Regions from separate parts of the Homo sapiens genome. Here region 2 is linked to region 1. The links are chromatin contacts, found by Hi-C or POLR2A ChIA-PET in ENCODE. All regions are on one chromosome and are shown on one strand. The core of a region is the stretch at or near the end of the contact, and the rest is flanking DNA. Distances in the headings are between cores, read along the strand shown. Region 1 overlaps ANO3 (anoctamin 3). Region 2 overlaps ANO3 (anoctamin 3).

Region 1 (5,702 bases), core at 2,183-4,682:
TTTACTTCTGAAATCTAGGGATAGAGGAGTGCATGCCATACAGTTGGCCTTTAATTAATATATGTTGAAATAATTAATTAAAAGTATAAAGAAGAAAATAAAAGTCACTAACAATCCCACCATGAATAAACAGCTACTATTAAAATTTGAGTATTTCTATCCAAAGTATGTTTTCTTGAGCAGTATATTCAGGACTGACACCTTGCTGATACTCAGAAGTATGGCCATACTAATTGTTAATTTACAAAGGAAAAAACAAAAACTGAAACTACAACTAAGCTCCTTAAAGACTTCCATCTCCTTACTGGCTAGCCTATCCTTCCCAGGAAACTTTCACCAGGACCAGATACCTGTATAGTCAGTCCCTGGAACAACTTGTGACTCTAGAAAACTGCTCCAGAACTAAGGTCTTCGTCTATTCAAAGTGGCCAGTACTAGAGCCCTAATATTTGCCTTTTCAACCTATATGTATTTATCTGGAACTGGATATAGTACCTCAGTTAGAATGTACTTGTCACCGTAAGTAAACACCGATCACTATAAAATAAATTACTGACTTCACCTTTAAAATAAATGCAATGAAAATTATCTTTTTGATTAAGTAATAATGCTCCTCAGAACATACAGGAACAGCAGTGTGGTACTGAACAAAGACCATGGATTAGAGTAGGGATGTTCTGGGTTTGAAAGGTGCATATATTTCTAATCATCTGACCTTGGACAAATTACTAAATGATGATAAAATTCTGCTGTTACTACTTAATATGAGAATAATAAAACTGTATTCATAAGAGTGTTGTACAAATTGAGAGACAATTTGTAAGTAGTCTATGCTTAATCCACTGGAAGGCCATAATAAATTATAATAACCAATTTTCTTAACACTCTAGTTGTTACACATACCAAGAACTTTGTCTTGGTTTCCCCTGCATGAAGATAATTTTCTGACAGGGAGAACGGAGATATTGTCAATTATTTATATTTCAATTGTTTCACTTTTATAAAAATTCAGTCACAACCAGTCAGTTTCCACATGATACTTTCCATCTTTTGTTCATGACCTAGGAAATGGCATGGCATCTTGTTTCTTTTCTCCTTTTTTTTTTTTTTTTTTTTTTTGAGACAGAGTCTTGCTGTGTCGCCCAAGGTGGAGTGCAATGGTGTGATCTTGGCTCACTGGAACTTCCGCCTCCCAGGTTCAAGCAATTCTCCTGCCTCAGCCTCCCACATAGCTGGGACTACAGGCACGTGCCACCATGCCCAGCTAATTTTTGTATTTTTAGTAGAGACGGGGTTTCACCATGTTGACCAGGGTGGTCTCGAACTCCTGACCTCAGGTGATCCACCTGCCTTGGCCTCCCAAAGTGCTAGGATTACAGGCGTGAACCAAGTGTCCGGCCTTCTCCTTTTGTATTTAAGACTGCTGCCTCTAGAGTCAATAATTTAATCCTAAACTTATGTATGTTCATCATTATAGTGAGCATACAAAAAAAAAAAAAAGGGAATTGCACCATATTTCCAAAGAAGAGAACTGGCATTTACTGAGGACTTACAATGTCCTTGAGTTTGTGCTAGATATTTTTACATTAAGTCACATCATCTTCAAAACAACTCAGGTTAAGTAAACATTATCCATCTCACTCATTATATAAACAAACCGAGACTCTTAGAGGTTAAGTTATGTGAGGAAGTTACTTGGCTGGAATGCTGAATTTCTTCCATGGTTTATTTCAAACATAATTTGGAATAGAACTTTCTTGGCTATATGATCTGTAACTTCTTTCTAGGAAGAAATTAGCATCACAGATAAAACGTTTACGTAAGTTTCTGACACAGCAAAATGAGACAAGGAACTTCTGGGAGGTGAGCTGCTCATCCCACCAGTGGCCCATCAATCAGCAGTTCAAAGGCCTGTGACTTGACATGCTTTCCTTTCTGAGTCTAATAATATTTACTAACCATTTTTTTTAAATAAACATTTCTACTAAGATATAAATCTTTGCATTGGTCTGTTAGAGGACTTTTGCTTTATGGCAAAACTCATAAGATTATGATCCATGCTCATAGCTTAATTGTCTGAAAATATTTCTTTTAAGAGAACACTATATCTGAATTTGTAGATATAGTGTAGTTAAATATGTCTGAATATAGAGGAAAGCACTGTTTTCATCAGAAGAGTTAAAGACTTGGAGACTTCTCAAAAGAAGGCCCACCTGAAACAATAGTTATCAGAGCCTTCTTTTGGCTCTCTATTCAGGAGTGGTATGTTAATTTACATATGTTCTATGGTGCCCAACACAGGTAATGGAAGAGAAATAAGATCTGAATACATGAAGCCAGAAACTATAGGAAATTGTAAAAATTTCAACTAATCTATGAAAGACACTAGAGATTTTGCCAAATTCACAACAATCTTAAAAATGTACGTAATACTGCCAGTGATGAATTATGAAGCTGAAAGAAACTTTGAAACTATCAATAATAAAAACAGAATTAACCATGCTAGAGAAAGAGGAAAGACTGAATTACTTTTATATTCCCTTTATAAAATATTTTTTAAACATCATATAAAGACATAATTTAAAATCTCTAAATTTGCAGACAAATATAGCCCAAAAAGCATTACAGAGATGTGTTTAGCAGTCAGTTGATTAAAATATTTTTAACCTACTGGATTTTGCTTTTTGTGTATGTTATTTTGGAGTTTTAAAAAATTTATAAATTTGTGATTTTTTCCATTCTCATTACTTTTGCACCTCATTTTGTATTGGTATTTTTGTAATCTTTTTCTTAAAAGGGGCTTCCAAAATTGTATATCTCTTCTCATGAATGGCTATAATGCATTAGAAACTTATGTGCCAGTCATGTTGTTACATATTCTACACATGTCTACTCATTACATCCTCATACCAGCTTCATGTGTAAGAAACTGTTCTATTGCTCTTTTACTGGTAATAATGCTGTTCAAAAGTGAACTCGACTCTGCCCCAGGTTTGTCTGACTCCTCAATGTTACTAAAGTACTTATATTTAAAAGAGGGGATTCATAACAACTTTAACTGGATCTTTTTCATGAAAAAAAAGATCCACGTGACTTAATACTTTCTTTTGCTTTTTAAACAAACAAAAAGTGAGGCAGATAAATAGAAAATCCTAGCATATCTAATCTGTTGCTTTCTCCTAATTCAGCACAAAAATTGAGTTCCTTTTCTGTAGCTAAAGAGCTTGTATGAACTGTCAGCTTAGCTAACCATATGTTTTCAATGTTCCCTGCAAATTGTTTAAGGTATGTATAGTCCTTTCAATGGATGAGTAAGTCTTTTGTCATTGTTATTTGCTGCCTGTGGACTTGATTTCAAAATCTTCTTCAGGTCATGAATAAATTTCCTTTTCCTTCTGTCCCTACTTTTGAGCCAAGGAACAAATCAAGATTCTTCCTCAGAGTGTACACACCTTCCCAGGCATCTCACTCTCTCCTCACTCTATCTGCTTCAAGTTATGGCTCGTTGGTGAGAACACTCTGCTGCTGAGGTTATTATTTAGCTATAATAACTTTTTCTAACTAGACAGAAACAAATTAGATATGCCAGGATTTTCTAATTACCTGCCTTAAGTGCTTTTTTAGAAAGCATTAATAAATCATGTGGATCTTTTCCTAGCAGTGGTAAGATAAGTTATAATATTATCAAACTGTCAGTTTTGCCACTTCAATATATGTATGCCTGGTTGTAACCTCACTTAATAAGTTAAGTCCATGTAAAAATAGTTGATAGTTAATAAATTGGGCAAGAGTTGCTTAAACAGATTAGACTATATAACAAAATTAGGGTTTTAAAAGAATAAAGCTGCTATAACAGTACGCTTCATCTCACAGGAATTAATCAGTTATGGTATCTCCACAAAACAGAATATCACGTATTGTTGAAGAGAGCCGTCTCATTTCCCTGCAAGGCTGCCATTTGTAGGTTGAAGAGTCACTTGAGTGCTGGAAAGAAAAGGCTCTATTTCAGAATTCTTCTAATAGCAGGAATCTACAGGGAGCCTATAACTCTCCATTTTAGCAATAGGCCTCTATCCCCATATTCTACACACAGCTTTCTGCCTGTGAACATGCACAAGTGGTCTATCGAGACTAATATAATCGTACTTTTTAACCCTGTTCCTATCAGTTACTTCAAGGAGCCCACAATTTCCAGATCATCCCTCACTCCCCAGGAACTGATCCTCATGCCACCAGGAACAGGGATTGCCTTTGTGATGATCGCCCGCTCCTTCCCAACTTTTGAAACAAATTCACTATTCCCTTTTTACACAAAGTCAAGGCAAAGCCTTTTGTATCCCTTCACCTTCTTACTCTAATTGAAACCTGGGACTCCCCTAAAACCCCACTTTCCATGTAGCACACTCAAGTGATAGCTCTTTGTCTCCTATGTCAATACGTACTGCTGAGGTAGTGAATTTCTTGCTCCTCATTGCTGCTTTAGGACCATATTTCCTCCCTCCTAAACAATTTACAGATTCGAATCTCATATTGTCAATTCATGCTTCCTACTGCCACTCCTTGTGGTAGTCATCTTCTGTCTCCTGGAGACACTTACCTAACATCTATGAAGATTTTAAACTCATGTCTTAATATAACTCTTATCAACATACTCCCAAAATTACTCTTGGAAATTACAATATACACAGATAATCTTTCTAGTACTCTGGCTTCTCAGTTCTTTGATCTCTATCTTCAAAACTGTTTTCTCCTACTCGGTCTCACTCATGTGCTCCCACGACATACTTTTGATCAATAGTAGCAGGCCTTCCATGATATTCAATAATTACATTCATAGTTCTAGTTCACTCCCTATAAACTGCAATTCCAACATTCTCTTGAGCCAGATTATCAGTTCATTGATCCTATCATATTTTTACTATCCTTTCCTCCCTTTGTGCCTTCACTTTTGTCTTTATGTATCCTAATGGGCAATCATTATACTCAATTGGGTGCAAATGCCCTCAACTCTCTAGCTCTTGTTTCAGTTTGTCATAAGCCCATGGTTTAAATACAACCCTAGTTAAACCCATCACTCCATCTACTATCGATTTGTACTCATGCACATTAACATAGCTGGAAAAAAGCACAGCTATTCTGAGTAAATTGTTTTATTTTATATTAATGATTACTAACTTTGAGTAGATCTTTGAGGCTGCCATGCTGTAATACTTTCTCTCTCTCTCTCTTTTTTTTTTTTTTTTGAGACGGAGTCTCTCTCTTGTTGCCCAGGCTGGAGTGTAATGGCGCAATCTCAGCTTCACTGCAACCTCTGCCTCCCGGGTTCAAGCCATTCTCCTGCCTCAGCCTCCCAAGTAGCTGGGATTACAGGCATCTGCCACCATGCCCAGCTACCTCTTTTTTCTGTATTTTTAGTACAGACGGGGTTTCCCCATGTTGGCCTGGCTGGTCTTTAACCTCAGGTGATCCGCCCACCGCAGCCTCCCAAAGTGCTGGGATTACAGGCGTGAACCACCATGCCCAGCCACTTTCTCTCTCTTTTTTAAAAAAAATCTGATACCTATACTCTCAGTTGACAATTTTTCTGTCTACATGACTACCACCAAAACCATATCTACCCACTTATCTATCCTTGTGTCCATATCCTCTACATTCTTACATGTTAGAAGATTTCTGCATCTCTAGTTAAGGCCAACTCTTCT
Region 2 (5,702 bases), core at 1,731-4,230, 41 kb before region 1:
ATAAAAATTAAAAATTAAAAAAATTGTGTTTTTTTTTACAACACTGGAAGGCAAAGTGAAAGTTTGAATTCTGCCCTACTGATAAAGAAATTTCTAAACTATGATAAAAGACCGTATATATTTGTATTTGTAAAAAACAAAATTGTTTTTGTGGTTATTTAAAACAGATGCATAAGTCAAATCTGTTGAATCTGTAAGTCACAATTGATTTTTCTGATAATACTTTTCCTCTTCTGCCATCTTTTCCCCTCTCCTATATACTCTGACCAATATTTACATAGACTCAAGAAAAGGGCATACATTTCACAATATTCCAAGTAAATATAGTTGGGAAAGTATTCGCTATAGACAGAAGTACTTGTGGGTATATGTATGTGCATATGAATATTACCTCATAACCACATAATTCAATAAAAAATTGTTTAGATTATCATTTCCAATAACCTTCCCTGTTGGCACGAAAAATTAAAAGGTATGCATCTGGACATATTAAAAGTTGTTCCCCTTCTCTGACAGTTCTTTCAGCAAAATGATTGTGATGACTCATCTTAGCTGTGATTCAAATCTGCCCCTTCCTAAGAGTTAAAGTGTTATCTGGAGACAGAAAGATTACACTGAGTACAGTACTCTCATTCTCTTCCTAGTGCAGGTTTTTGGTCTTTGTTTTAGCTATACACAAACTATAATTTTCAAATTTTAGGATAAGATTACTGTGAATTCATGAACACCAGGTGATTCCTACTGTAACAGGTTCTTTTTCATGTCTTATTTATTAAGTGAGATAATCATAGCAGGGTCTCCAAGGAGTACAATAGGATAGATTCAATTGCCCAAAAAATAGTACTTGAGCACCCACTATGCCTCTAGCACTGAGTTGAGTGCCTTTGTGGGGATTGAAAGTTAGTTCTAGTTCAATAATTGCCATTTGGCTTGTGCCAAACAGTGCTTTACGTATATTATTATTCCTTAACAACAATTTTGTTAAGTAGGTATAATGATTCCCATTTTACAGAAGAAGAAACTAAGTTGTGGAATGTCAGGCACCTTAGTAGTGAGACAACACGACTGAGCAAGTAGCAAAGTCAGGATTGACTATCATGGCTGTCTAGCACCACATACATCGTGCCTTGTCACATAAACCATTTCATTTTTAACTATTTATTTATTTTCGAGACAAAGTCTCACTCTAACACCCAGGCTGGAGTGCAATGGCATGATCACAACTCACTGCATCCTAAACTTCCTTGGCTCAGGTAATCCTCCCACCTCAGCTTCCCAAGTAGCTATAACTACAGGTACACACCACTATGATGCCTGGCTCATTTTCTTTTCTTTTTTTTTTTTTCAGAGATGGCTTTTGGGCATGTTGCCCAGTCTGGTCTCCAATTCCTCATCCGCCCCAGCCTCCCAAAGTGCTAGGATTACAGACATGAGCCACCACGCCCAGCCCTATTCAAATTTTTGTCTTAATATCTAGCACATAGAGCCACTCTGCAAACTTAGGATGGCAATATCTGCAACTGATGCATTAGGGGGGTTACAATAACACTGGGAAAAAAGTTATAAATTACAAAAGATGCCATAATGCTGTTGCAAGACTTTCTGGGGTATTTGCAAACCTGCATCATCCAAGGCCCAAATGCTATGGCTGACTGGCAACATCACTGATGAGCTACAAAATCAGTTCAAGCAGAATGAATTGTTAAATCTCAAACTACAGACTACAAAAATAAATAATGATTTAAATATATCCAACTGTATGGTGTCTGGCAGCAATCACTTTGGCAGTACATACAAGCTGTGAGTGTGTACATTTGTGTGTGATTGTGTAAAGTGGAATGAGTACGTGCTTGTTGGGGAAGAGGATAAAGGGCGTCAGGGATAACTATTCCGGGCCCTACCTGATACACACACGTGATAACATGTTGGAGAACCTATACTTTAAAAAATCAGCCACTGATGCATTTAGTAAGCTGAAATTCTCTTATTCATATATATTAATTAATATATTCATTATAAATTTCTAGTGCATCAGTTAGTGTTTTAGAAACCAAACATACCTGAATCAAAAAGACATAATCTCTACTTTCATAGAACTCAAATTTCAGTGGGTAGAGATAAATGGCAAATAAATACATAATTGGTCAGGAGGTGAAAAGTGCTCTGAGGGAAAATAAAGCAGGCAGAGCGGATAGAGAGTTTTGGTAGACACAGAGAGTACTATTTTATAGAGTATTCTGAAAAGCCTCTTAAAAGCCTGAATAAAGTATTCAGAGGGTAGCATCTGAGCAGAGAAGTGCATGCAATGAGGGAGGGAGCCAAGCAGAAATCTCAGCTAAGTACCTTTAAGACACAGAAATGGGAATGCCAATGCTCTGAGTCTGGCACAGACTTGATGTATTTCATGAAGGGCAGGGAAGTTAGAGAGAAAGGAGTGGCAGCAATAAGACAGTGAAGTAGTAAGAGATGAGTCACTGAGATCTCACAGGGAAACACTTTTTCAGTGCACAGTAGGCCATGGTAAGCATTTTGGAATTCATTCTCAGCTAAGACTTCATCATCTTCCCAGTAATGCCTTGTTTGGGGTGTTATGCAAAAACCAGTTAGGGAGAAAAAGAACAGCAAAGGCAGGAAAAGGACATGGTTATTGTGAGGGGGCATATTAGGCAGTTCTACATGGGTTTTAGAACTTTTTATCTTTTAGTCATAGCCCCACAATACAGCCTTCACTGTGAAAATAAACTCCAAGCTTTTGCAGAATTGAAAAGAGCCTTCCCTTTTCCAGTAATCTACTTGTCTGAATTTCTAGAAACTATGGACATAGACATGAACAAACTAAACAAATACATTTATTAAAAAGCCAATCCTCTTATGAGATGAGTCATTTGACATTACCTCTTTTCTTGGTTAAGATGCCTGGTCCAACCCTTTGATCCACCCTATTCCATAATAGCTTATTTGCACTGTAATTGGTAACCAGTGGTAACCAGGTATTAAGGAAAGTTAGGTGTACTTTGAGGCCTTCAGTGATCAGGCCCATGAAAGAAGTATAGGGATGTATGCTCTGGACTCTAGAGATGGGAATGGATCAACAAGGGAGAAAAGTCCAGAACCTACATGGAGTACTTACATTAGCCAAATGTAGATAGGACTTTTTCTTTTTTTGTTAGAGTGCTCCGTGCATGATACATGGATTTTAAAATCAGAGGAGGAAACCCAAAAGGAGTTCATTCTTTAATTTAAAAATTTTTAATTGGAATTAAAGTTTTAATTTTAGTTTAATTTAATTTTAATAAATTTAATTTAATATTTATAAAATTTGATTTTAATAACATTTTAATTTTTGATTAAAATTTCACCATGCTGAAATGATTTAATTAGCCTAATTCCAGGTTTTTCAAACTCTAAGAGTACTTCTGTTCTGATGTTTCTATATATTTCTTAAAAGTTACCCTTTAATCATGAGACCAGGCAGCTGTCATGCTGCTGTAATATGACAAAATTAGTTAAAGTTGGATTGTCAAGCAACAAGAATATACATTTTTGGAATAATTTTGCATATTTAATTTTCATTAAAATATTTTTAGGAACATTTCCTGATACAATAGTACCATGCCACTTTTGGCACCTTCGAGCAGCATATCCTTTTCTGAGGGTAGCAAAATAAAGAAGAAAAATGGTAGGCCTAGGAAAGAGCAATTCTCGGTTTCAAATTCTGTCTTTGTAGTTGTTTAGCTATATGCCTGATAAAGGGATGTTAAAAATAATACATTGATGTTTTAATTATTGTCAAATAAAATTATTTGTAATTTAATTTTGGAAGATGTGATTTCTGATCCTGACTGTGCATCAAAATTACCTTAGCTCTCTTAATGATTTTCTAATGCTATTTGAGGGGCTGGCTGGATAAGAATTACTAGAGAGTATTTTTGAATGATTTGTTTTAAATATAGATTTCTTAGCCCAACAAAGGAGATTCTGAACAGGACTCAAGAATCTGTAGTTTTTTGGCCGGGCGCAGTGGCTCACGCCTGTAATCCCAGCACTTTGGGAGGCCAAAGTGGGCGGATCTCTTGAGGTCAGGAGTTTGAGACCAGCCAGGCCAACATGGTGAAACCCTATCTCTACTAAAAATACAAAAATTAGCCAGGTGTGGTGATGTGCCCCCAATTACTTGGGAGGCTGAGGTAATGAGAATAGCTTGAATATGGGAGGCAGAGGTTGCTGTGAGCTGAGATCCTGCCACTGCACTCCAGCCTGGGTGACACAGTGAGACTCCATCTCAAAAAATAAAAAAAAATAAATAATAAAAAAAGAATCTTTAGTTTTTCAAAAGTGTTCCAGGTGATTTGATGAATAGTAAAAATAGGAAATACTATTTTAAATTACTTTCATGACCTGTAAGATGGACTTGTAACCAAATTTTGATTGTATTAGCCCATATTTTTCTCCCCAGTTAAATATTTATTTAGGAATGCCATGATCCACCTGTTCTGTTTTGAAATGTTTAGAAAATGTATAGTCTTTGGTTATAAGTGTAAATTAAAATAAGTGCTGCAAACTTGAAATATGTTAAAAATACAATTCCAATAACAAAAAATAATTTTGAGCACATACAGTAAGATGCTAAGATATTTGGTGAATAAAATATTTCAAATTTATTTAAATATTTGGACATACAAAAATGAGGAAGCTACAGCCCCTGTTCATAAGGAGCTTATACTCTGATAATGGGAGAAATGACATATCCTAAGCACTGTAACAGAAGAATATTCACAAAATGGATTGCTTAATTCTTCAGAAGAATCTGATTGGAGGAATAATTGACATGTCCAAACAAACTGTGAGAAGAATAAGCACAAAATTCAATTCTAAATACAATATTGAAAAAAATGCTTTATGGAGGAAGTGATCCTTAACTGTAATTTTCAAAGATAAAGAGATATTCACCAAGGAGACAAATTAAGAATGGCATTCCAGACACAGGAAGCACTGTGGAGAAAGAGACAGGGGTATAAAAGAGCAAAGTTCCCTGGGGGACAAGCAAAAGTGGTTCTGTAGGTTGGAGTGCAGGGTGATTTGGAAAGAGGGGCAGCAAGAGACAATTTTAGCCAAGAAGAGAATGGAAAAGTGGTTTTAAGCAATGAGGGCCTCACAGGCCAGGCTAAAGAATTTAGAATTTATACCCAATAAATACAATAGAAACCCATTAAACAGCCTCAAGCACATGACAAGCACGTTTACTATTTAAAAAGATCCTTCCAATAGTCCTGTGAAAGGGATATAGGAAGAGTTTAGATTAGAGACAGGAAGACCAACCAGCAGGAAGCCTGCTGCAACAGTCCAAGCTAAAAATGACAACTAGTTGAACTAAGGAAGGAGAAGCAAGGATGGTGAGCAAAAAATGGATAATAAAAATGTTACAGAAGCAAAATTCACAACAGTTAGTCACGATACTGTGAAGGAGATAAAAGAAATAAGTAAGAACTAGTTTAAGGTTTCTGGCTATGTACAGAAACAGAATTACGTTAAAAGTTCCTAACCAAAAAAAAAAGGTCTGACTGATTTAAACTATTTTTCTATGCCTATATTTTATAATCCCATGTACATGGATTATATTTGAAAAGCAATTTTGATCAATAGAATATTAATCTAAGTCCCTCATTTGGAGAAAATGATGGTACAGGGATCCTGCAGTCAAT

Evidence for each region. Hi-C counts contacts between places; a loop is a spot of excess contacts on that map. ChIA-PET counts read pairs that join two places held with the same protein, here RNA polymerase II (POLR2A). Pooled maps may share reads with other maps.
Region 2: a map of PC-9 shows a loop between it and region 1 (3-fold over the local background). The contact joins two enhancer-like sites. A Hi-C loop is called at or near these places in 3 of 168 maps with a recorded cell type or tissue (MCF 10A, PC-9 and mammary epithelial cell), 1 of 37 single-sample maps with no recorded cell type and 1 of 50 pooled maps. POLR2A ChIA-PET finds 5 or more read pairs at or near these places in 5 of 52 experiments (GM12878, MCF 10A, activated T-cell and 1 more).

Annotation. Positions count from the first base shown.
Region 1 is chr11:26,577,106-26,582,807 of GRCh38, reverse strand. All of the region lies in intron 14 of ANO3 (anoctamin 3), which reads right to left. It overlaps LOC124902648 (a long non-coding RNA gene), which reads left to right. Exons shown (of 2, transcript XR_007062627.1): 2 at 1-805. Among named protein-coding and RNA genes, the nearest start is that of MUC15, 7.7 kb to the right of the region's middle. Within about 2 kb of position 3,432, at least 2 of the 41 ENCODE cell types and tissues checked have a DNase peak (open chromatin) inside an H3K27ac peak, as active enhancers do; they include mammary epithelial cell, where a contact is called at or near this core.
Region 2 is chr11:26,618,074-26,623,775 of GRCh38, reverse strand. The region is part of intron 17 of ANO3 (anoctamin 3); the gene reads right to left. Among named protein-coding and RNA genes, the nearest start is that of MUC15, 49 kb to the right of the region's middle. Within about 2 kb of position 2,980, at least 2 of the 41 ENCODE cell types and tissues checked have a DNase peak (open chromatin) inside an H3K27ac peak, as active enhancers do; they include mammary epithelial cell, where a contact is called at or near this core.